2 separate regions of the Homo sapiens genome follow, and region 2 is linked to region 1. A link is an interaction called in ENCODE POLR2A ChIA-PET data of the cell type or tissue named here. Cell type or tissue: HepG2. All regions are shown on one strand. Each heading gives the region's core, and the rest is flanking DNA. Links, peaks and the distances in the headings are about the cores only.

Region 1 (2,923 bases), core at 319-2,818:
CTACTTTGGTTTACAGGCAGTTACTGACTTTGTCTCTGATACCTTGAAATAGCACAAGTGAAAATCAATCATCCTGAATCTTCCCCAGTCATCTAATCTGTATATCCTTAGGGAGTTTATAAGTGAAACGGGTGAAGGTGTTTCCTTTACATTTTCTAAGCTCAGTTATCACTGTCCTTTTATCTCTAAGAATGACTTAAAATTAGCCTTACTTTCAGAAAGTGTCCTGTATGCGTTTTTTCATTTGTCATGTAAACCATTGTTACTCAAAGTGTGGTCTGTGGACAAATCCAAAACCAGGTAAGTACAGAAATTGAGAGCAAGCATGTAGAGACGTTTATAGCAGTATAACAGTGCTTCAGCACGAAAACATTCATTCATTCATTCATTCATTCATTCAGAGACAGTCTTGCTCTGTTGCCCAGGCTGTAGTACAATGGTGTGACCTTGGCTCACTGCAACCTCCGTCTCCTGGGTTCAAGCAATTCTGCCTCAGCCTCCCAAGTAGCTGGGATTATAGGCGTGTGCCACCACACCCAGCTAATTTTTATATTTTTAGTAGAGACAGGTCTCACCACGTTGGCCAGGCTGCTTTCTGTCTCCTGGCCTCAAGTAATCGGCCTGTCTCAGTCTCCCAAAGTGCTGGGATTACAGTCATGAGCCGCTGCTCCTGGCCATGATCTTTTATTTTACACATTTCAGTCCACAACAGGTTTGGAAAACAAATACACAAGACGTATTCTTTCACCACAGTTAGAAGCACAGTTCCAAAGCATGGAATTACATTGTGGAAAATAGGTTAGTCAGTTTGACTAAGAAACATGAAGCCGGCCGGGCATGGTGGCTCACGCCTGTAATCCCTCCACTTTGGGAGGCCAAGGCAGGTGGATCACCTGAGGTTGGGAGTTCGAGACCAGCCTGACCAACATGGAGAAACCCCGTCTCTACTAAAAATACAAAATTAGCTAAGCGTGGCGGCGCATGCCCGTAATCCCAGCTACTCCGGAGGCTGAGGCAGGAGAATCACTTGAACTCGGGAGGCAGAGGTTGTGGTGAGCTGAGATCACACCATTGCACTCCAGCCTGGCCAACAAGAGTGAAACTCCATCTCAAAAAAAAAAAAAAAAAAGAAACATGAAGCCTTCCTTTAATGATGATAGTTTCTAAAGTGAATTATTTGAATCTCTTTGCATGTTTTGGCTCTGTTAATCTAACTCTTGTCTCTAAATAGATGCTGAGAGTGTAAATCTAGATGACTATAACATACACGTCATTGCAAGTGTATTCAAACAATGGCTTCGAGATTTGCCCAATCCTCTCATGACCTTTGAACTCTATGAGGAATTTCTTCGAGCTATGGGTAAGCATAGGCTTCCTGGGTTAGAGAGAAGGCCTATAGTTGGGAAAGAAATGCCATCTTGAGTATAGATTATCAAGCCATCCTCTAGTGGTTTAATTCTTATAGATTCAAAGGTAAGCTTTTGACAGTGAATACAAAACGGCTAGTATACTGTCACCTATTCAAATGTTGACTTTTTAGAGACTCATCAAAACGTTAGTGTCCTAAAAATTTTCTGAGTGAGACACTTGGTTGCTTCTTACAAAGAAATGGAAAGACTGGGGTTATAAAACAGATTAAAATATTAAAAATAAGTTTTAAGATTAGGCTTATGTTCATTTAAATTGGAAATCTAGGCAAGAACTATGTGTAAAGCTGGCTGTTTTATGCCAAGCTTAACAGGTTTCAGAGTTTAGTTTCTCAGTGCTGTAAGTGCGTAGGATATTGATAAAGGCCTTCCTAGAGGTATTTAGGCCCTGAGGATTCATAAATTATGTTGACTTTAATGGTAAATCAATCTGCTACACAATGACTGAAAAACTAGAACATCTCTATCCCCTTGCTGTTATTAAGGATTACTGTGATATAGGTTCAAACTAAGGAGACTGTTTATGAATATAGAACTCAAGCAAAAGGAGTTAAATAGTTACTGTGAGTTGCTCTTCTCCTGCCCTACAGGTACAACTACTCCTAAAACTCTGTAGCCAGCCTTCTTTGCTTCATAGTGTCTGGGAGGAAGATACACTGTATAAGGGGGGATATTTAGTCTTAGTTTCTGCTCTTACTGTTTTTAGGCCTTCAGGAGAGGAAGGAGACAATCCGTGGTGTATACTCTGTGATTGATCAACTCTCCCGAACTCATCTCAATACACTGGAACGCCTCATCTTTCATCTAGTCAGGTAACTTTAAGAAGCAAGGGAACGATTTTTAATAGTTTCTCTTGGATTATTTTAAATAGATAAGGAATTTCTCCATTTGGAAGACTGACAGGTATTTATTTTTTCTTCTATTTATAAAGTCAGTGTCTCAAACAGGTGGTTAGGATACCTTGGAGCAGAAATATTCAGCTGAGCTGGAATGCATGGCAGTTGCTTTTCTGCCCTTGTTTGAACCATGTAACAGCTTCAGCCTCATGGTGGCAGTGTGTAGTTTAGCCTGTTTTCTAACAGCTGAACTAGAAAGGATATATAATCTATTGAAATGACCTAATTCATATGAGGGGTTCAGATCATTCTCAGGAATTGACCAAAGAGGCGTCAGGAGTAGTGTCTCTTCCCCTGTGTGTAAATATCAGCAGTAGTTGAGAAGAAAGCCATCTTTATTTTTGGTTAAAGCCTCTACTCTGCATTCTTTTTTTTTTTTTTTTTTTTTTTTTTTTTTTTTTTTGAGACACAGTTTCAGTCTGTCACCCAGGCCGGAGTGCAGTGACGCAATCTCAGCTCACTGCAACCTCCGCCTCCCCGGTTCAAGTGATTCTCCTGCCTCAGCCCCCTACATAGCTGGGATTACAGGTGTGCGCCACCACACCCTGGCTAATTTTTGTATTGTTAGTAGAGACAAGGTTTTGCCATGTTGGCCAAGAT
Region 2 (2,923 bases), core at 147-2,646, 270 kb before region 1:
TGACCATCAAGATTTATTATATAACCCTCTTGAGTACACAGATTAGATTTTACTCATCCTTCTAACTTCAGTGCCTGACAAGCTAGAGTTTTAATAAATAAATATTTTTCCTGAGTGAGCAAAGTACAGAAGTGAAACATATCTTGAAAAACTCAGGAAAACACAACACAGTTATAAATGTAAGAAATATTCTCAATTTTATAAATGAGCTATGAATTTAAACAACATTCCTGTAACATCAATATTTCAGAGAGGAATTCAGCTCTCAAAGTACAAAACCTACTTGGTGTGATGATGATGCTTGGTAACTCTACTGCTATAAATTCCACTTTATTCTGTCTGGGGCCAAGGAGATAAAACAGGTGACTTTTTAGGATTTCATCTAACACCAAGGCTCTCCATTTATTGCTCTGTAACTAGGCACAGCTATCAATGGCTAAGGTGTCATTGACCATGAAAATAATTTTATTCCTGGTCTACCATTTCTACCTCAAGAGTTCCATTTGTAGGCTGGGTGCGGTGGCTCATGCCTGTAATCCCAGCACTTTGGGAGGCCAAGGCGGGTGGATCACCTGAGGTCGGGCGTTCTAGATCAGCCTGACCAACATGGAGAAACCCTGTCTCTACTAAAAATACAAAATTAGCCAGGCGTGGTAGTGTACAACTGTAATCCTAGCTACTCGGGAGGCTGAGGCAGGAGAATTGCTTGAACCCAGGAGGTGGCGGTTGTGGTGAGCCAAGAGCACGCCACTGCACTCCAGCCTGGGGAACAAGAGCAAAACTCCATCACAAAAAAAAAAAAAAAAGTTCCATTTGTAATTGTGTCACAGTTTTTGTCCTCAATATAAACCTGGTGTATACCAAGTTTTTCTTGTGGTGACTTTGTTTTGCTTCAAATTTTCTGAGAAATGACTTTACACAATTGCAAACTTTGAAATGACTAGGAGTGAGGGTCAGGTGTGGAGAGGCCATTAGAATTAATAAGACGTCTGTGTAAGATAATATTTTATAAAGGTGTAGACAGAACTTTATTTTAGTACATGTGGTAACAAAGTCTGATAAGGAGTGGTTAAAGCCATGATTTACCTCATTTCACAGATAATCACTGTGGTCAGCACATGGCAGCTCTATGCAAACACACTATTTGAAAGAACACAAAAAAGCTATGATCTTTTAATCTCATTTGTTCTAAGGATTTCAAATCCTGGCAAGTTATTTTTTTCATAGATAGTTAAGAGGTAAATTGTCATTACAAATTGCTCATTAGTGGGTTTCAAAAATGTGCCTGGCACATAGTAGAGGTTCAATAAATATCTAATGAATTAATGAGTAATGAATCACACGACTTTGAGAGTTTTATTCATTGGCCATCAGGGAAAGCAAGCCTAAGGTTTTCAAACAATAATACAGATGCTCAAAATAGTAACTATAGTTGGGACAAATTTTTTGGGATCAAGACAATGATCCAGTGCTTTTATAAGTTGATTGTGGAGTAAGCCATTTAATTGGGAGCCAGAGAAAGGAACTTTCAGAAATTTTCTGTAAGTAATAAAAATTATTAAAAAGCCTCATAAAAGTATTATTTCTGATTTCAGATAGACCCACTCCTCCTCCTCCCGCAAAAGGTGTCAGATAGCTGAACCTCAAGTTCTGCATAAACTTAATTCTTCCTATCACCACCCAAATGGCCTCCAATTATTTGATGGACAGAAAGTCAATATAGGCTAGTTATGTTGAAGAAGGTGGTAATGGTGGCCTCTCTGAGAACCTAGTTCTGGAAGTTAATTTTATAGGACTCATTTGGATCAGTAATACCTAAACCCCAAATTCAATTTTTTAGAATACATTTAAAAAGTACATACTTTGGGTACTAGCTGGATTTGAGCAGTAAGTTTCTATAGTCCGGTATTGATCAGTTTCAAAGGAGATGGGTTGCCTGGGCCTTGAGGACTTCACATTCTTTTGCTAATGTGTTTAAACTAAACTTCTTTCCCATCCAAGAAGTTTAAGGAATTGGCAAAAAGAGAGGAGTTCTGACTTTTAAAAGTCAGAAATGTAGGACTCACAGGTATAGACAGGTATATAGACAGTACATACTTTGGGTACTAGCTGGATTTGAGCAGTAAGTTTTTATAGTCCGGTATTGATCAGTTTCAAAGGAGATGGGTTGCCTGGGCCTTGAGGACCTCCCATTCTTTTGCTAATGTGTTTAAACTAAACTTCTTTCCCATCCAAGAAGTTTAAGGAATTGGCAAAAAGAGAGGAGTTCTGACTTTTAAAAGACAGAAATGTAGGACTCACAGGTATAGACAGGTTCTGACTTTTAAAAGTCAGAAATGTAGGACTCACAGGTATAGATGGAGTTTGACTGAGGAAGGCCTTGGCAAGATCTGTGAACTTATGGTAAGGCCATTGCTTTATTAGAAGTACTAACAATATCATTTATAATACAAAAGACTGGGCTAGCCTCTTGACCACATAAAGTTAACTGACTCCCACACTGGGGTATATATTCCTGTTGACAGGTATGCCATTTATTCCAATGTATGTTACTCTAGACTGGTCAGCACATTGTGGAAATAAAGGAATTTAGCAGACTCTAGAGATCACCTCAAGATTTTTTTTGGAGACAGGCTCTCTGTCACTCAGGCTGGAGTGCAGTGGCATGAACACTGCAGCCTCGACCTCCTGGGCTCATGTAATCCTCCTGCTTCAGTCTCCCGTGTAGATGGGACCACAGGCAGGCACCACTATGTCTGGCTAATTTTCTTTTTTTTTTTTTGGAGAGACACGGTCTCACTTTGTTGCCCAGGCTGGTCTTGAACTCCTGGGCTCAAGTGATCCTCCTGCCTCAGCCTCCCCAAGTGCTGGGATTACAGGCCTGAGCCACTGCACCTGGCCCAAGATTCCATTTTTCAAAAAT

The links. Peaks named below come from ENCODE experiments on the same cell type or tissue, not always from the same donor. Only the 100,000 strongest peaks of a DNase experiment are listed, where the experiment ranks them.
Region 2: POLR2A ChIA-PET joins it to region 1 with 10 read pairs; 5 of 35 experiments call an interaction of 5 or more read pairs at or near these places.

Annotation. Positions count from the first base shown.
Region 1 is chr15:71,850,569-71,853,491 of GRCh38, reverse strand. MYO9A (myosin IXA) reads left to right here. Exons shown (of 42, transcript NM_006901.4): 36 at 1,232-1,360; 37 at 2,134-2,239. Among named protein-coding and RNA genes, the nearest start is that of NR2E3, 41 kb to the right of the region's middle. In HepG2, for the core only: a CTCF peak has its summit at 2,481 (motif pointing right); DNase peaks (open chromatin) are centred at 1,331 and 2,471.
Region 2 is chr15:72,121,425-72,124,347 of GRCh38, reverse strand. All of the region lies in intron 1 of SENP8 (SUMO peptidase family member, NEDD8 specific), which reads right to left. Among named protein-coding and RNA genes, the nearest start is that of SENP8, 4.5 kb to the right of the region's middle. In HepG2, for the core only: no CTCF peak of the experiment used is centred there; no DNase peak of the experiment used is centred there.